2 separate regions of the Homo sapiens genome follow, and region 2 is linked to region 1. Evidence: read pairs that join two places in POLR2A ChIA-PET (ENCODE). Cell type or tissue: B cell. All regions are shown on one strand. Links, peaks and the distances in the headings refer to the core of each region. The heading gives the core; the rest is flanking DNA. Region 1 overlaps STRBP (spermatid perinuclear RNA binding protein). Region 2 overlaps RABGAP1 (RAB GTPase activating protein 1).

Region 1 (10,009 bases), core at 1,164-9,163:
ATAAGAGGGAGCTAAGCTATGGGGATGCAAAGGCATAAGAATGATGGGTGGTGAGGGATAAAAGACTATAAATCAGGTTCAGTGTACACTGCTTGGGTGATGGGTGCACCAAAATCTCACAAATCACAGGTAAAGAATTTACTCATATATCCAAATACCACCTGTTCCCCAAAAACCTATGGAAATAAAAATTTTTTATTAAAAATTAAGAAAATAAAAGAAAGAATCAGACCACCTGTCTACAGAGCTGGGACTCCTCATGACTCATTATGCTAATAAAGGTTCTGCAAAACAGACCATCCCTCTCTTGAAAGAGTCAGGTCAAATGCTACCTCTCCAGAAAGCCTTCCCTCATCCCATCCCAAGTGTAACATTAATTCTCCCTCCTCTTTGTTCTCAAAACAAGTTTTATTTCCTCTCAGACAACTGTACCTACCTATACTATATTCATACAGATATGAATGAACAAATATGAAAATCTCAGTATTATGAATCTTGACATTTATGCACGTGTTTATATGTGTGTGGGTGTATATATATGTACAAAATCCTGGCTGATTTTTTAAAACAAAATTTTACTTTAGTCTCTGGGCATATAGATTGCTTCGCATTATAGTTTCTGGTGTCCACATTTTTGCTCCTCTTGTTAATAATCACTTGGTATGGATAGTGAGTCCACTGTTCCTGGGTTATGGTCTTAGGCAAGCATGTAACTAAGTCAGTGGAGGTGCCTGATGCCAAAGCCCAATTTCTTTCTTTTTTTTTTTCTTAAAGAGATGGGCTCTTACTCTGTCACCCAGGTTGGAGTGCAGTGGCACAATTATAGCTCACTGCGACCTCGAACTCCTGGGCTCAAGCGATCCTCCCACCTCAGCCTCCCAAGTAGCTAAGACTACAGGCATGCACCACTGGCTAACTGTTTTATTGTAGAGACACGTTCTTGCTATGTTGCCCAGGCTGGTTTCCAACTCCTGGGCTCAAGCGATTCTCCAGCCTCAGCCTCCCAAAGCTCTGGGATTATAGGCATGAGCCACTGTGCCCAGCCTGAAGCCCATTACTTACATAGCTCACCCAATCATTACAGCCACTCTGATCTTAATTCTTAAAGCTGGGGTTAGGGTAAGAACCAGAGCCATGCCAATCTCATTTACTATTCAGTTAACAAATATTTATTGTATACAAATTATAAAAATTCAATAAGGCCAGGCATGGTGGCTCATGCCTGTAATCCCAAAAATTTGGGAGGCCAAATTACCTGAGGTCAGGAGTTTGAGACCAGCCTGGCCAACATGGTGAAACCCTGTCTCTACTAAAAATATAAAAATTAGCCGGGTGTGGTGATGCGTGCCTATAATCCTAGATACAGGGGAGGCAGAGGCAGGAGAATCGTTTGAACCCAGGAGGCGGAGTTGCAGTGAGCTGAGATCGTGCCATTGCACTCCAGCCTGGGAGACAAGAGCGAAACTCCATCTCAAAAAAATAAAATAAATAAATTCAATAAATACAGTGTTGGTAACATTCTAAAATTCTACGAACAAGAAGGCCCTCAGCTTCCAAGTTCGATTCTGGATTCTTATATTTCCAAAGCACAAAGTTAGGTCTACTCCTAATGTCTGATAACAGTGAAAGAAAGATTTCGGACATCTCATTTCCCACTCCTCTGCTGAAAATTAGACTCAACCATGCTTACTCTGTAACCTACTCACAGAAATAAGATGTTTAACCCTTGGAATGAAATTTTTCAAAATACCATCCTTAACATCTTAAACCCTCCACCCTTATTCTGCATTCAACTTAAGACAGTGCCTTCTCCCACAGGAAGCGTCCTCTCATCTTGACCTGTACCGCTACCCCCTTCCTAATCCTTTGCCTGGCATGGACTGAATGAAGAAGACCTCCCATATCTCACACTGCACTAGTTTTGCCCTATGTTTTACCACTTACCAGCTCTGTAACTACATGTTCCTAGAAGGCAGATACTGTGTTTTGCTCTTGGCTGTATACCCCTAGTATATATCACAATGCCTAGATAGTAAGCTCTCAAATAGTTGTCAAGCGAATAATCAAATGAATAAATGATTGATGACTCAATTATAATTCCTGGTACTTCAGGGTGGGAATACGTGCAACTCCTCATCATTCTTTATAGTTGGAGCACAGCTAGGCTCATAATTTACAACAGACAGTCTTGCCATAGAAATGTCTATCATGCTCCATGCAAATATATGTCGTGACCACAGCTGCTGTGCTTACTACCCTTTAGTCACTGAGAAGCAAATCCAAGCTTATCAGAGTGTACTTGAACTGAGGTCCTGACCACGATTCATTCTAAAGATGCTTTATTCTCAGATAAAGGGAACTACCCATATAAATAGCAAACACTGCTACGATATCATGTACAATTACATGTCCCATCTTGTAAAACTGATTACCTTGGCAAGTGAGCCTTCATTTTTTATCTCCCATGTTCCATAGAGTGTACAGGACACTTTGCATTAATTACCTCAGTTAATATTCACATCAACTCTACAAGGTAAATGTGATACAATCAGTCTCTATTTTAAGGTTTACAAACTGAAACTCAGTTAAGTCACTTGTCCAAAGGTACACAAGGGAAAATCTACAATTTAAATCCAAGTCTGTTAGGTGCCAAAACCTATGGTTCTCTACAATTTTAAGTGCCCTCAAGTAAAAGATACCTGCCTTATCTGCTTCTCAAGGTGCTATGAATCAACTAAAAATTGAGTTCCGATGTCAGGAAGAAATAATCACCCAATAACTTAAAGTCAGGCTTCCCATTTAGTATTACATATAAATACAAACTCAACCCGAAAGATAAAAGGAACCTCAAGAATCAAAGCTGCCATAATGAATGAGTTACTGATACTATCTTGTAAAAATTTAAGTCACTGTTAGAAGTTGGGCTTTTTCAAAACAAAGTTACTCAAAATGATAGAGTAGAAGGATAATCTAACCATCTGTTAACAGGATGGTTAAAGGTTAGGAAAACAAGACCAGAAAGAAAAAAAAGCATCTTATTCCAAGAATAACAAACCATATGCAAAGATACTCCCTTGCCAATTTATAAGAAACACAAAGAATGTGAAAAAGAAATGGGAAAAATAATGAGACAGTATTTAAAGAATGTCTTTTCTAAGTTGTCAGTGAAAACAAGGTAAAAATCATTGCCAATTAGACCACAGAAGATCTGAAATACAACCTAAGAACAGCACCATGTGTTTACTTCCTCCGAAATTAAAAGCATGTCCACTTAAAGGCATATTCTCTTGTGAAATCATTCTAATCAATGCAAACAGTCACCAGATAAAGTTAAACCTCCCTTAAAACTATAATTAGCTACTAGTTAGGTTATTTTCAATAAAGGCATTTGATATAATGCTGAACTATTTTAAACTTAAACATATAAGTGGTGTCCATTCTTATTTCCCACTGTCCTTTACTGACAATATTTGAAGATGCTGGCATTCAGTATTGCAAATCCACACTGGCTTCTCTGCCACATACGTTTGCTTTTCAACTTCTTAAAGATTAATGAGCCTTCACTTAAATGCATTTCTAGCTTGTCAGTCCAGATATTTCAATGGCTTTATACAATTTCTCTTCAAATAAAATTTTAACAGACAAGGCAGTTTTTTATTCTTTATAGTTACGGTGGAAGCTTAGTTAGCATCCTCACACTACAAACAATTCCTAAAGAAATCAAATTAAACAATGCCCATAGATAATGTTTCTAAATTCAGGACCCAGCACAATTCCTACATCTTTCCTATGGCATCTTCACAGCTTCTGTCTATGATATACTGTCTTATCACAGATTTAACTAATATTACCTCCTTCTCTCTCTTCTTACTACACATTCTTAGCATAGAATGTTTTCTTCACTGTTCTTCACCATTATTTTTATAACTATAATGAGTTAGCTGAGGAGTGGACTGGGAATGATATGTAACATGTAATCAAAAACAATGCAATGAGGAAATAACCTAAATGAATTATACAGCTTATTTATACATTAAATATGACTTTTTTTTTTTTTTTTTTTTTTTTTGAGACGGAGTCTCGCTCTGTCGCCCAGGCCGGACTGCGGACTGCAGTGGCGCAATCTCGGCTCACTGCAAGCTCCGCCTCCCGGGTTCACGCCATTCTCCTGCCTCAGCCTCCCGAGTAGCTGGGACTACAGGCGCCCGCCACCGCGCCCGGCTAATTTTTTGTATTTTTAGTAGAGACGGGGTTTCACCTTGTTAGCCAGGATGGTCTCGATCTCCTGACCTCATGATCCACCCGCCTCGGCCTCCCAAAGTGCTGGGATTACAGGCGTGAGCCACCGCGCCCGGCCTAAATATGACTTTTAAAGGACATAAATTTCCTATATAAGGTGCAGGGGTGGGAAAATATAATTTGGTTAATTATCCCATATATATTCTATTAGTGACTGGAATTATGATTAACCATGTGCCAGGCATCAGGGTGAATACTAACATACATAATCTAATTTAATAACACTAACAATAATAATAAAATGATGCCTCACATTTACATAGCGCTTACTGTTCTAAGTACACTGCATATATCATTTCATTTATCCTTGCAACAACCCTATAAAAGAAGTACTATTATTTCCAATTCACGGATGAGGAAATAGAGGCCTGAAAAATTTAACTAACCCACAATATAAATGAGGAAGTGACAAAGTCATAATTGAGATTTAGGTTGGAAGATAAAATCAAGCCAAGCTCTTGCCCTGTAAATAATCACTGTATCACCCCGTCCCTAAACCATTCTACAAGGGCTCCCTATGCCCTAAAAGACAGAGAACAGGAGTTTGCAATCTCCATAATGACACACCACCTCACATACAACCTTATCTTCAACAATATTTATAATCTTCAGCTAGAACCAAATCAACCTTGCTGCCATTCCCCAAATCCATCATTCAGTCCCCATGCCTTTATTCACGTAACTTCCCCCGACCCAAAGAGTCTCTACGATTTCAACCCCCCACAAACTCTGCCTGGGGTTCAGACCAAGTCACACCTCCTTCACAGGATATTCTCTGACATATCCAGCCAATTGTAAAATTCTCTTTGCATTAAACTCTTTTAGTAATTACCACAGGCTATCACCATTTTAGCTATTAATCACATACTGCCTCATATTACAAATTGAATGTTTTCAACATGCTTTTCTCCAAACTATAAATTGAAGGCCAGAATTATGTCCCAAAATCCAGTATCCACCTCAGTTCATAGCAAAGTTATACATATAAGAGAAGCTCAATAAATACTGTTAAATTGATGAACGTGTACTTTTATTTAGCGAGACGCAGTAAGGCAAAGTGGGGAAAGTATAGGCTTTGATGTCTCACAGACTTGGATTTAAATCCACTATTTTCTAGCTGTGTGAAAGGGACAAGTTATCCAGAGTTTTTATTCTCATCTGTACTAACAACAATAAAACCTGTATTTCACAGAGTTGCTACAAAATTTAAATGAGAGAAAAAAGACAATTACCTTCAAAGGAGGGACACACTGCCAGCTCTCAATATTAACAATGGATCCAGAATGGGAGCTTCCCCGTGCTTAAAGAAAATAACTGCCAATACACAATTCTATATCTAGTAAATACACAGCCTTCAGGAATGAATGCAAACAAATGAACTTTCTGATAAACAAAAACAGAGTATGCCACAGGTAAACCTGTATTAAAAGAAATTCTAAAGGGTATTCTTCAGGCAGAAAGAAAATTATTACAGATAAAAAATTAGAGATTCAGATGGAAAAAGAGCAAATAAAGAGGTAAGCATATGGGTAAATCTAAGTGAATATGAACAGTTATAACATTATTTTTAAAATGACAAATATTATTTAATACAGTGATGCATTTCTTAACAAAAGTGATACAACCTAAGAAATGTGTCACTAGGCAATTTCATCATTGTGTGACATCATAAAGTGTACTTACACAAACCTAGATGTTATGGCCTTCTATACACCTAGGTTATTATAGCCTATTGCTTCTAGGCTACAAACCTGTACAGCAAGTTATTCTACCAAATACGGTTGTAGGCAACTGTAACACAATCTAAATGTATCCACACACAGAAAAAGTACAGTAAAAATATGATATAATCTCATGGGACCACTGTACATTGTACAAGCAGTCTGTCATTGAAACTTCATTGTGCGGTGAATGACTAAACTTGTGGGCTTAAATGTATACAATAATGTAAACAACTAAAATGGCATGTAGGTGGAGAACAGGGTAAAGGAAGTTAAAGTATTCTAAGATGCAGACATTGTCAGTACTACCAGTTACCAATTAACAATAGACTCCAACAAGTCAACAATGTATCACTGTATTTTTTTAAGAAACCCACTAACAGGACTGTATAACTAACCTCCAAATAACTGAGGAGAAAACATGATTTATTTTTTAAAATGCCCCAGTACAATGCCACTTCCTTTCAAAGTAGGAAGAAATAACTTGTCAAAAATGAAGAAACCAAGACTTAGCAGGGTTAAGTGACTTCCAAGTTGCAGAGCTAGTACGCAGGATTGGAATTTGAAATCAGGTCTATCTAGCTCCAAAATTTATATTATTTCCATGACATCACGTTAATTCTTGGTGGAAAAAGCAAAATGACCAACTGACAATAAAATAGAGACGTTTGTTTTTTGTTTATAGAGATTTTTTTTAAGGTAGTGGAAAGAATAATTAGAGAAAGAAAACAACAAAGAATTTTTAAAAAGAGAAAAGGAGGAGCTAAGCTGGGTGAAGCGTTGGGTCTCTCGGGCCTGCCTGTGTTTCAGGTCATAATCTCCTTCATCTTGGCTGTGGCTGTGACCCACAACATGCTCCTACTAAGGGGTGCCCCTTTCCTACCATGACTCCGGAGAGCCCTTCCTCCCAAAGACCCTCTCTCTGTCCCTTTGCCATTCCTCCCACATCTTGCCACTCACATCCTCCACGGGTGGTGGCAAAAGACAGAATAGGCATGCTCTTCACGCTCTATCAGTAACCAGCTGATGTGTCCTCAGACAAGTCTCCCTGGGTCGCACTTTCCTCATTTGTAAAAACAAGGGGTTGGATTAGAAGATCTCTTAAGACCCTTCAGAGTCATATTTTATTATCAATTAACTGTTAAAAATCTACACTTTGAAAACAGGAAAATTAAAAGACTATTAAAATTAACACTTGTGTACTCTTCATTTAGGTTCATCAATAGTTAACGTTTTGCTACATTTGCTGTATCTCTGTGTTTTGTGAAACCATTTGAAAGTAAGTTGCAGACATCTTGACTTCACCCCTAAATAAATACTTCAGCGTCTTTTTTAAGAATCCAGACCAAGGGTTTTAAAGAACGCTCCACATTCTGATTTCTCTGATTGTTTCTTCATTTCCGGCAATGATTTAAACAAAGGTGATGGTGCATAGCTCTTACTGCATCAAGTCAGGGGGTACTTGATACCAGCTCCTTGATCTTAAGTTTTAGTCACTTCATTAAGGTGGTGAATGACAGATCTCTATATTGTAAAATTATTTTCCCTTTATTAAGTAGAAAGTAACCTGTAAAGTGATACTTTGAGACTGTGTAAATATTTTCTTCTCCCAACAGTCTTTCACCTAATAGTTATGGCATCCAGTGATCGTCCTTACCTGAACCAGATTATTATGTGGGGTATACAAAAAGGTGATTTTCTCATTATATAATTCCTTTTACATTTATCACCTGGCAATCTTCTGCAAAGAAGATTTCGCTTTTCTCTCTTTCTCTTCACCTCCCTTCCTACCCCTCTCCTCGCTCTTTCCTTCTCTTTCTCACTATGAAATCATGGCAGTGTTTTCTTTTTTTTTTTTCCACTCAATGTCTATTACCATTTTGTAATGTTCAAGTTGTCTCAAATTTGGCCTGTGGTAGCCTTTACAAGTGAGTTCCTGTGTTCTTCAGACATGTGCCCCGAGCCTTTCACAGCTCCCTTGCTTTTTGACACAAGATGTTCCAGACTTAGACAGCACTCTTCTGGTCCCACACCTGGAATCAGCCACTTCTCCGAGGTTCCTTTTAGTGGCAAATGGTATTAAAAAAACAATATATGGGCACTAGATATGCTCATCTCTGCTGGCTGCCATTGCTTTTAGGCCCTTTCAGTCAATAGAGCAAGTAAATATTTTTAAAACCATGAGTTCAACAAATTACTAATATCAGAAATAAAAGAGGAGCCACCTATACTAAACTGTTGGGAATTAAAAAGATAATCAAGGAGTACTATGAACAATTCTACGGCCACTGATCGATAACCTCAGTAAAATGTATCAATTCCTTGGAAAGGCATACTCTTCCGAAGGTCACAGTAGAAACACAGATCATCAGAATAAGCCTATGCCTCTTAAAGAAGTTGAATTAACATTAAGAATATTCCAAAAGGAGAAGGCACCAAACCCAGATAGTTTCTCTTATGAAATCTACCAAATTTTAGGAATCACAATCTACTTTTACAATATGATCCAAAAATTGTGCTTAAGTATTTACCCAGTTGACCTGCACAGGAACGTTTATGACAGCTTTATTTATAATCATCAGAACTGGAAGCAAAAAAGATGTCTTTCGAGGTGAATACCAAAAAAAAAAGGCAAATGATAGCAATATTATTCAGTGATTTAATGGAGTTCACCATCAAAGCATAAAAAAGACATGAAGGAAGCTCAGATAGATAGATGATAGATAGATAGATAGATAGATAGATAGATAGATAGATAGATAGATAAAAATGAGCTCATCTAAAAAAAGCTATGTAATATATTATTCCAACTATATGACATTCCAGAAAGGGCAGAACTAAAGACAATAAAAATATCAATAGTTGCCAAGATTTCTGGAGAAAGAGGACAGAGGTTAATAAGTGGAAACGGGATTTTTAAAGCATGAAAGTATTCTTTATGAGACCATAATGGTAACCATAACATTATAAATATTTCAAAATTCACAGAACTGTATAACAGAATGAACATTATGCAAATTATACTTTAAATAATAACATATCAATATTTGCTCATTAATTTTAGCAAACGTGCCAACAGTAATGTAAGATGTTAAAAATAGGTGGAATTATGAGGTGGGAGTGAGGGGATAGAATGATATGAAAACTTTTTGTATTACATGCTCAATTTTTATGTCAATCTAAAACTCTCCAGTTAAAGAAATACATTAGTTTTTAAAATAATAATATAGTACCACTGTTTCAGGGAGATCTCTTCATACTAATGTTCAACAATCAGGTAATATCTAGACATTATGAGCTCAAAACATTATTATTAAATGTGAAGCAAAATTGGAAAAAAGAAACACAAAAGCATGAGTTCATATAGATAATTCCAATTCAACGTTACAATTTTTTTTTATGAACCTCTTGGATTTTTTTCCTCTTCCACTAAAAATCTTGATTCTTAGTATTTATTTATATTCATATATGTGCTTTATAATTAACAGAAATTACAGGGAACAGTTCAACATTTCTTTGCGGGATAAGCTCTCAGAGGCAAGAAGCCACTTTATTAATGGTTTATTTTTTACTTCTGACACAGGCAGAACCAAAGGTGCTAGAGTAGAGCAACAAAGTAGAAGCAAAGAAGAGTACGCAAGGTGCTCCAGAGATGCTATAGTTAGAAAAATTCCACATGGATTTACACTGGCAGAATTACACTTCACAACATGTTTCAAAATTCCGAGTTCCACAAAATTCAAATGCCACAAAACAAAATACACAGTGAATAAAAAAGAAAACATCTACTCATATTTATATATTAGCTCTAATCTTTACAAGGTGGAGCCCCATTTTATAAAGAAACTAAAAACTAAGAGATTAAGCTAACCAAATTCACACCCACTCATGCCTTGTCTAATCTTGTCTCCAATCATGGGCCCAAATCTTTTTTGTAACTATTTCCTAACAGCTGGACACACCTGTAACAAAAACACAATTCTTCACTC
Region 2 (10,009 bases), core at 1,852-9,851, 150 kb before region 1:
GGATGGCAAATTGACAAGAACTGGCCCAGTTATAGAGAGTACTTTCAGTTTTTTGTTATTTTTTACGTCCTGTGTACAGTTGAATTTCTAAATCTCGTCTCCTCTCTCTCTCTTTTTTTTAATTGAGACAGGTCTCGCTGTGTCGCCCAGGCTGGAGTGCAGTGCCACGATGTTGGCTCACTATAGCCTCTGCTTCACTGGCTCAAGCGATTCTCATGCCTCAGCCTTCCAAGTAGCTGGGATTACAGGCACCTGCCACCATGCCTGGCTAATTTTTGTATTTGTAGTCAGAGACAGGGTTTCACCATGTTGCCAGGCTGGTCTCAAACTCCTGGCCTCAAGTGACCCACCTGTCTCAGCCTCTGAAAGTGCTGGGATTACAGGCATAAGCTACCATGCCCAGCCCAAATCTCATATCTCTAATAACTGTATCCTTTTTCAGGTTGTCATCTCCGTAATCAGTGTGATATGATTGATGTAACTGGTGTAAAATATTTTGAACGTTTCCATATTCCTCTCCATTCTCAATTTAATTTCCTAACCTTCGTAGTTGTCTTAAACCACAGTTTATCATTCTTAGCATTTTTTAGAGCTTCTGTTGTTGTTTTATAGAATTCCTAAATTCATCTGATTCTCTCTGGATTGTTTCCAGTTTTGGCTGTTAGGAATAAAGCTTCTGTAAACATTTGAGTTTAAGTCTTTTCATGCATTTATATGTTCAGTTCTCTTTGGTAAATACCTAGGAATGGAATCACTGGGTTGTATGGTAATTATGTGTTTACTATTGTAAGAAACCACCAAACTGTTTACAAAGTGTTTGTACCATTTTGCATTGTATAGGAGTTCCAGTTGTTTCTTATCCTTTGCCAACACTTCTTAATTTTAGCATTTTGTAGATATGTAGTGGAATCTCATTGTGGTTTTAATTTGCACTGCCCTGAGGGCTAGTAATGTTGACATCTTTTCAAGTGCTTATTTGCCATGTGTTATATCTTCCTTAATGAAACACCTCAATCATTTACACATTCCCACTTTAAAAAATTAATTGTCTTTCTCATTAATTTGGAGAGTTATATATTCTGGATACAACTCCAACTTTATTATCAGATATGTTTTGTAGGCATTGTGTCCTGGCCTGTGACTTACCTTTTCATATTTTAAACAGTTTTTTGAATAGTAAGATTTTTAAATTTTGATGAAGTGTCCAGCTTGTCGTTTATTTATAATTCATATCTCATAGCGACCCCTCTTCTAACTCTTCAGCTCTCTGTTCAGCATATTCCTCACTAGCACTCTACCCTACAATTCTAGCTACCTTGCCCGCCCCAAAATTTGTGTGCGTGCTCTCTCACTCGCTCTCACTCTCACTCTCGCTCACTTCGCTCGCTCTCTCATTTTCTCACTCTCGCTTGCTCTCCCTCTCTCTCCCACTTTCTCAACTTTTGAAGATACCTCCAACGCGGAGCTCTAATTCAGTCTGGAAGCTGCCACCATGTAATTAGCTGCTGTAGTCATAGATCTCCCTTGGATTTTTTCCTTTTGTTGAAGAGCACCACAGTCCTGAGCTGCCATTAACTGTTAAGACTATGTTAATAACTAGAAGTAACATATGCCACTAAAGCTCTTTGAAAAGCAATTTGGCGACATCCTTGAAGGTATAAATAGTTTACTGTTTAAGAAGGAGCATAGGCTTTAAAGTTAGTTCAGATCCCACAACTATAAAATATTCATGGCCTTCGGAACATGATTACCCAAAAGGCTAGAGAAATTATTGGACAAGAGAAGAACATCACTTGCATTTTTCATCTTAAAACAGAGGTATCATGTTCTTTGGTAGTATACTGATTATGATGTATTCTTACCAAGGGGAATCAACTCTATTGTCTTAGCTATGAAGACACTGCATTGTTAAAGTAGAAGGTCATATTTCTGTGTTCCAGTTCTTTACTGTGTCAGCAAATGAAATTTAACAAGGGGAGAATATTAGAAATAACTGGGTGCTTGGTGTATTTTACAAAGGTTTGTTGACATTATTGACATTTGTTCCGTTTTAGTTAACTCATTATAGAAGAGGAAACAGTTTTTGTCCATTGGAAAAAGCAAAGGATATTTTCCCATAGCCTGTTTGAATCCCTTGGCATTTGGTGGTCTTGTTCATACTGAGTAGATTGCTTTGTGCATTCTTATGCCATTTGCCTCTAGGACAAATCCCAATTAAGTAACTACTCTTTTCCATTTGAAAACTGGCATATGGGCTTCATTCCAAAGCATCAATTAAAGCAGCAGTTTTTCTACTGGGAGCACTTTACCTCCTCCTTTTGCGATTAGTTTGAGTATTTTCCTATAGGAAATCCATTCTTAATAGCACATTTTCCATCTTACAATAGAAGGGTCACCAGCTGCAGTTCTTTGCAGTAAGGATGGAGTATAATATGGAAGTGTATAGAGTGAAATGGGTTGCTTTTCTTCCATCTTTTTTCCCCCTTTACATTTGCTTTTGCTTGAGTGGTTGGTCCCTGAAGAGGCAGTAACTATGGGCATACATATGTGTATGTATGTCCCTGCAACATTTAAAGTGTGTAAATGAGAAGACCTTGCCTAAACCTGAATAAGAGTTTACATGATTAACCTAACTAAACCCTCTCTTTCCTTATGTTTCCACAGGAGTCTCCCCAGGACAGTGCTATCACCCGGGATATTAACCGAACATTCCCAGCCCATGACTACTTTAAGGACACAGGAGGAGATGGACAAGATTCCTTATATAAAATATGCAAGGTATTTCATGTCAAAAAAAAAAAGGACTCAATTCTGAGTGGTGGTTCTACTTTGAAATTACATAAGAAACAACTACAAAGTGTAATTTGTATTTGATGTTCAAGAATTCCAAAAAGAGAAAAGACATTGCAAAGTCAAAGGTGAGAACACAATTTTAGATTCATTAAAGAGTAGAAAATAATAAGAAATAAAATGGTAGGGTTTCCTTTCCCCTTCTAATCAGGATTTTTAGATGACAGTTCCCTGGCTCCACATTTAGACTTTCAAAATTTGTTTTTATGTTAAGAACCTCTGAGCCCTGTGACACTGCAGACTCCTTTTCAGTATTCACTTTATAAGTGATGAACTTGGCACCTACGGTACGGTCTCACAGTGGGAAGTGTCATTGCCCATCCAGGTGTACTTATAGCACTGCAGCATAGTAAATGATGGAAGATTCTGATTTCTCTCAAAAGGTCTGTACCCGAACACTAAAGGAAGTAATAGCCTGTTCAATTTCCGTATTCCATTTTCAAATAGATTTGGCACATTAGAGCTATTGGGTTATAAAAGGAGGAGATAGGAACGGAGTTTTTCAGTCTTCATCTGTTCTCAGAATTAGTCTTCAGTCTTTTCCTCCCAAAAGTAATCAAGTACTTATTTAGCATCTCCTATGTAGTAAGTACAGGTAAGGCATGAGACATGTCGCTAATGCTATATGACAACTGGTTTTAGGACAGACTAGCAGTAAAGGATAGGCTCGCCAATGAAAAATTCGATGATTTAAACTACAAGGACAGTTGAGTTTAGAGAAATATTTTTTAGATTTCATTTTAACTTTTACATAGGATACAGATTTCTGTGGTAATCTTTCTTTCTGATCATCCTTTTTAGCCCCTTCTCAGTTTTATTTCCTGCTTAAGCAGTGACCCCTGCCATCTCTCACTTTACTACAGAATTTCCTAGAAAGAAACGCTATGTCCACTGCCTCTGGTCCCTCGTCACATACTTTTGACTCCACTATATTCTAGTTCCTATTTCATGGTGCTCTTCCTTGCAGAGCTTTCTGCTCTTGAGCATAAGACATGTCACTCTCTTGGGTACGGGCTCCCTCTCATGCCTTCACTGACTTCATCATTTTATCTCACACTACCTGCCCCTAAACCAGAGGCCTTCCTCTGGGTGCTCAGTTGGGTAGTTTGGCTAGCTCTACACCATCTCCCTGGGTGATCCCTTCTACCCCCAAAGCTTCAGCTATCATCACTGTACAGATGTTCACAAATCTACATTAACTCAAGGTCTAAATTTCCAGCAGACAATTAGTCTCCATGTAAAAGTCTGTCAATTGTATCAAACAGAATGGGTTTAAAAATACAGTTCATTTTAAAACATGGTTTATTATGAAAAATTTCAAACGTAAACATTAATTAGTATAATGATTAGTCTAACTGATAAGTATAGTTAATATCCCCCACACTAATTATTTATCAATGTATTGTCACAGTTGCTTCATCTTTTTTTTCCTTTTTTCTAAAGTACTTTAAAACAAATCTTAGACATCATGATCCTAATTTTTTAATACTACATCTCTAAAAAATAAGTTTATCCATCTTTACCAATTAATTAGTAGCTACTCCACATTCAAATATCCTTAATACGGCTAGTTAGAATCAAGAGCCAATAAGACCCACATTACATTAAGTTGTTGTCTCTTTTTAAATTAAACATAGTCCTCCTTTTCTCCCATACCATTGTCCTGCTGCAGACAGTCATTTCTGTTGGTTTTCAGTCCTGTCTTTGTCTAGGTTGAGTTAGATATGACTGATGTCTCTCTTAGCTTCATTCTCTCTCTTCACTGCCCTGGTACAGGCCAGTATCTTACATTGCTGGCAGTTTTACAAAAGCTGCTCTGCCTTTGGGTTCTGGCCTGTTGATTCTTTGCTCCTTGCCTAACGCAGAATTAGATCATTTCAGTGGCCTCCACAGAAACCTTTATAACTGCTACTTTATAACCCATGGAATTAAATGAAAAGTCCTAGTTCATTTCCCTGGATTCCTTAGCTTAGTGTTGAAGATATTTTGTATTATATCCTGACTTAGCCCTTATTGCTGCTTCTCCAAATATTGTATGCATTAACTACATTGAACTTCTCACTGTGCTCTGGTTGATTCACTTGTCTAACTTCCCCACTGAACCGTGATGTCTTCAAGGGCAGGGATCATTTCTTAGATATGGTAGCATCTGTAGCACTTGGCACAGTGCTTGGTCTATAGTAGGTGTTCATTAAGTGTTGATGAATTAGTGAAATGTCTTTTCTTCCCCCAGATTTCGTTACAGCCAACATGAAACTTATACTCCAAACATTTTCCAAATGTATCATATAATTTCACACGTATATGATTCCTTTATCGTCCATCAGCCTGAAAAATATGCTCCCCTCCATTTTCTACCTATAGAAATTCAGTACAGTTTCATCCTATTATTACTGCATAATTGGTGAAGCTCTGTGCTGAGCATGTTAAATGAGAGGACTAAATGAGAAGAATACATCAACTCTGTGTTATTAATACTAGGCTTATTCTCTTATTACAAATAAAGTAAGTTACATGCTCAAGATTCATATCTAGGCTGGGCGCGGTGGCTTATGCTTACAATCCCAGGACTTTGGGAAGCCAGGGTGGGTGGTTCACCTGAGGTCAGGAGTTCGAGACCAGCCTGGCCAACATGATGAAACCCCATCTCTACTAAAAATACAAAAATTAGCTGGGCATGGTGGTGGGCATATGTAATCCCAGCTATTTGGGAGGCTGAGGCAGGAGAATTGCTTGAACCTGAGAGGCAGAGGTTGCAGTGAGCCAAGATTGTGCCACTGCATTCCACCTCGGGTGACACAGGAGACTCCATCTCAAAAAAAAAAAAAAAAAAGAAAAAATCCATATCTAGACATTGGGAGTTGTGGGATTTTAACCCAACTCTGACTAACTCTAAAGCCTCTGTTCTTTTGTAACTGATAAAACTGTTAATGGATATCTTCAAAGACATTGCCTGTTTTCCAGAGAGCTGTGTTAGCATATATTACTACTCATTTTTAACACAGTATTAATACTGGTAATAACATTTGTTAATTGTTATTAATTTGATAGGAAAGTGGTGCCTCGTATTATAAACTGATCATTTCTAAAGCCCTTTTTGCACATCTTGTCTCTGGAAAAGTATGTATGTTTCTCATCCTGTAGCCTTCTTATCAGATAAACTGAAGAAATGGGTGTGGTATAATAAGATTACATTGAATTCTACGAAAATTTATTAATGCGTGATCATAATGTATGTATTTTTAAAAGCTATAGTTTCACCAAAGCTAGTGATAAAACTTGGTTGCATATTAACTTGACTAGCATCTAATAAGTATTGGCACTATATTTTGCCAAGAGTTATATATTCTAAACATACCCAATTCTAAGTTGCTTTCTTGGGACACAGAGCAACTTTGGCACAAAAAATAAGTGGAAAACAAAGGGAGTTTCACAAGAAATAAATTTGTCAAACAAGGAATAGCATGTTGAAGCTATAGGAATTTCCCTTTCTACCACATTTACATGAGAACTGCAAATACCAGTCATAAAAACAGAACTCTGAAAAAGAACTAAAAAACCAAAGAGTAAACCATGAAGAATGTTAGATGTCAATATTCTATTCAAAATAATGTTCAGAGGAGATGGGTAGTAATCATTTGCTGCCAAGAAAAATAAAAATAAGAATTCCAGAGGAACCCACAAATGGTTTCAGAGTAATCTCACTTATCAGAAAAGTTATTACTGGTGTTGTGGAAAGAATTATATTTTGGTGTCTTTGCCAAAAGAGCTTTTCCCAGAAAGAAAAATGAATAACATTAACAGTGTTTCGTGAGCGCATGCTGTATATGAGGTGCTGACTCAAGGTTGAATAGAACATCACCCTGTCCCTCACAAAGCCTACCATCTGGCAGAGAAGATGGACATGTAAAATGCAGTGTGGGGCTGGGCTTGGTGGCTCACGCCTGTAATCCTAGCAGTTTGTGAGGCTGAGGCAGTAGGATCACTTGAGCTTAGGAGTTTGAGACCAGCCTGGGCAACATAGTGAGACCCTGTCTCTATTAAAAAAAAAAAAAATGCAGTGTGGGCCAGGCACACTGGCTCACACCTGTAATCCCAGTACTTTGGGAGTCCAAGGTAGGAGGATAGTCTGAGCCTAGGGGTTAGAGACCAGCCTGGGCAACGTAGTTGAGATCCCATCTCTATAAAAAATTTTTAAAAATTAGGCAGGCATGGTGGTGCAAGCCTGTGGTCCAGGCTACTCAGGAGGCTGATGGAGCAGGATCCCTTGAGCCCAGGAGGTTGACGCTGCAGTGAGCCATGATTGTACCACTGCACTCCAGCCTGAGCAACAGAGCAAGACCCTGTCTCTAAAAATAAAATAAAATGCAATGTGGTAATAATATAATAATAACCATGCATGTATAGCAGGTGCCATAGAGGCAGAGAAGAGAGGAATTCATTCTGGGGGAATTGAAATAAGTTTGGTGCCTGAAGGAAGAGTGCATGTTTGAGGCAGAGAGGGAAAGGACATCCCAAGGAGAGGGAACATCATGAACAACAACAAGGAAATACGAAGTTTTTTTTAGCGCAGAAGTGGTTTTTCCTTAATCTTCCCTACTCCTTCGCCACAGGAAATGCAGTGGTGATAGCTGTATTCATTGTAAAGAAAAAGTTAAGATTGGAGAGAAGTATTGGCACCACTTACTGTCTGTCAAAATGCTGTCCCAGTGTGGGTAGCATCCTCCAGGGTTCTGTATTCAAGGTCCTATAGTGCCACCATGGCCCACAAGTGGCTACATTCATTTACATTTCCTCTGTGTGTTTTATTTTCCAGGCTTATTCTGTGTATGATGAAGAGATTGGTTATTGCCAGGGCCAGTCATTTCTTGCTGCTGTGCTCCTTCTCCATGTGAGTAATTAGGTCTCTGTTATGACTTAACACATGGCCTCCCTCAGCTTATACTAACCTTAGGCTTGAGCATGGTTTTATATTGGGTTTGGACAGACTCTTAAGGCATGAATTTTAACACCTATAGCTGGAAACTTTTTCCTTAAATTAACTTAATGTCATTGTGGAGGAGATATATGATGAGAATAAACGGCAATGTTGAAAACTGGTACAGGGGTAGACTTCCTTTTTATTAATAGGATGATTGGAGAGACTTTAATGTTGGTTGAACTCTTGGGGACGTTTTATCTTCTCTAAAGTAGCCGCTGTCATTAATACTTGTTTTGAGATTTAGGTATTGGGGTAGGAGGAAGGCGGAAAAGTTGGTTTTCTTTTAGTACCATTTTATTCATTCATTGGCTTAGCAAACACCTTTGCCCTCCACCTTTTTTATTTTCTTTCAAATCCACAGAAAACTCTAAACAGTGTTAAGGTGAACAGTCTTTATCTAGTTTACCAATTAATATTTTCCACACTGCTTTTTCTGTTTGTCTCCCTCTGCATCTCTTTTTTTCTCTTTTCTGCATAAACACACATTTTCTTTTTTACTTAAATTGTTTTTTGAAATTATTCTTGAAAGTAAATAACAAACATCAAGACTTCTAAATACTTGATCATATATATGCCTTCTGGGAGCACAGAATTCTGTATCATAATCATAATACCATGATCACATCCAAGAAATTCCACATTGATTCAGTAATGTCTGATACACAATACACATTCAATTTTCTCCCAATTGTCTACTCCATAGAATCTAGCTTTTTTTCTAATCAAGATCTAATGAAGATTCAAATATTGAATTGTCATTTCTCTTTATTCTTTTAATCTAAATTACTCCTTTGCCTTTTTTTGTGTTTCATGCCATTGATAGTTTTGAAAAATTCAGACAAATTGTCATATAAAATGTCCCACAGTCTTGATTTGTCTCATTTTCTCATGATTCAGTTTAAAATGCTTGGCAAGAATACCACACAGGTGATGTCAGCAAAGAGTTTTGAGTACCTGTTATGATCTGTACTGTGCTGAAGATCAGAGGTAAATAAGAGACATGGTCTCAATCCTCCTGGATACAGAGCTTGTGAATCCAACTAGCTTTAAGCACATAATCACACAAGTATATCATTTATTACTTTCAGTGGTGCTATTAAGGTATAATAAAAAGTTTGGTGTAAGATTGTAACAAGGGAGTCTTACTTAGATTAAAGGCTTCTCAGGGGAAGTGACCTGTAAGGAGCAGCCTGGAAAATGATAAGGGATATCATTTTCTTTTGCTCTTTTCTGTGTTAACTTTTCAAAATGTTGTTATGAAAATAATAGATCTATTTGAAAAGGGAGTAGAGAATAGAGTGTTAATGGGAAAGTGAATGGTACAGTATACAGAAGTCCTAAACTGGGGAAACACTTGGTGTATGGGAGGAACTGAAAGGAGGACAGTGTGACTGGAGTATCCTGAGTGACTGGGAGTTGAGGAGAGAGCTAGGGAGAGCTTTGAAGCCCAGATAAGGAGTCTGAATCTTGCTTTTCTAAGCAACAGGTATTCAAGGGTATTAAGCCATTTTGTGTAGATTGCAATACAAGTTTGAGTATCCCTTATTTGAAATGCTTGGGACCGGAAGTGTTGTGGATTTTGGATTTTGGATTTTGGAATATTTGCATTATACCGGTTGAGCATCCCAAATCCAAAAATCCAAAGTGTTCCAATGAGCATTTCCTTTTAGCATCATGTCAGTGTTTAAAAAGTTTCAGATTTTGGAGCATTTTGTATTTTCAGATATGGGTTGCTCAACCTGTACAAGTAAAACAAAAACCACTTTGGTTTTTCTTAACTGAACCCAGCTTGTTGCTATTGGTAGTCATGTAAAAATATGATAAAGCTATGACATGAATAAAGAGGTTGACTTTTTATTTTGTTTTGTTGTTTTAATGAGACTTTATATCTCAAAGTCCCACAAGCCTGGGTGATTTATCTTCGTTCTCACCTTCAGTTCAAGGACATTTATCCCCTTGAAAATGGGTTTTCCAATCAGACCCTCCATGTCTTGTTTTGAACTCTTGCTGCTTGCCAGAGTGTTATAAGTGCTTGTTTAGAGTGAGGGGAGATGGGCTACTTAGCATCAGAATCACCACTGTGGGTTAGGCCACATCTCCTTGCATGTGGCAAAGTGAAGTTGCCTTCCATGACAAAGACTTCAAAGATCTGGGCTTTTGCCCCAGATACTCTTAACT

What was found. Peaks named below come from ENCODE experiments on the same cell type or tissue, not always from the same donor. Only the 100,000 strongest peaks of a DNase experiment are listed, where the experiment ranks them.
Region 2: POLR2A ChIA-PET joins it to region 1 with 10 read pairs; 2 of 35 experiments call an interaction of 5 or more read pairs at or near these places.

What each region holds. Positions count from the first base shown.
Region 1 is chr9:123,214,312-123,224,320 of GRCh38, forward strand. The region is part of intron 2 of STRBP (spermatid perinuclear RNA binding protein); the gene reads right to left. Among named protein-coding and RNA genes, the nearest start is that of STRBP, 49 kb to the right of the region's middle. In B cell, for the core only: no CTCF peak of the experiment used is centred there; DNase peaks (open chromatin) are centred at 4,738 and 7,022; H3K4me3 peaks cover 260 bases; H3K27ac peaks cover 5,565 bases.
Region 2 is chr9:123,062,684-123,072,692 of GRCh38, forward strand. RABGAP1 (RAB GTPase activating protein 1) reads left to right here. Exons shown (of 26, transcript NM_012197.4): 14 at 2,665-2,778; 15 at 7,667-7,741. It also overlaps the pseudogene LOC100422501. Among named protein-coding and RNA genes, the nearest start is that of GPR21, 34 kb to the left of the region's middle. RefSeq lists an enhancer at 9,639-10,009. In B cell, for the core only: no CTCF peak of the experiment used is centred there; no DNase peak of the experiment used is centred there.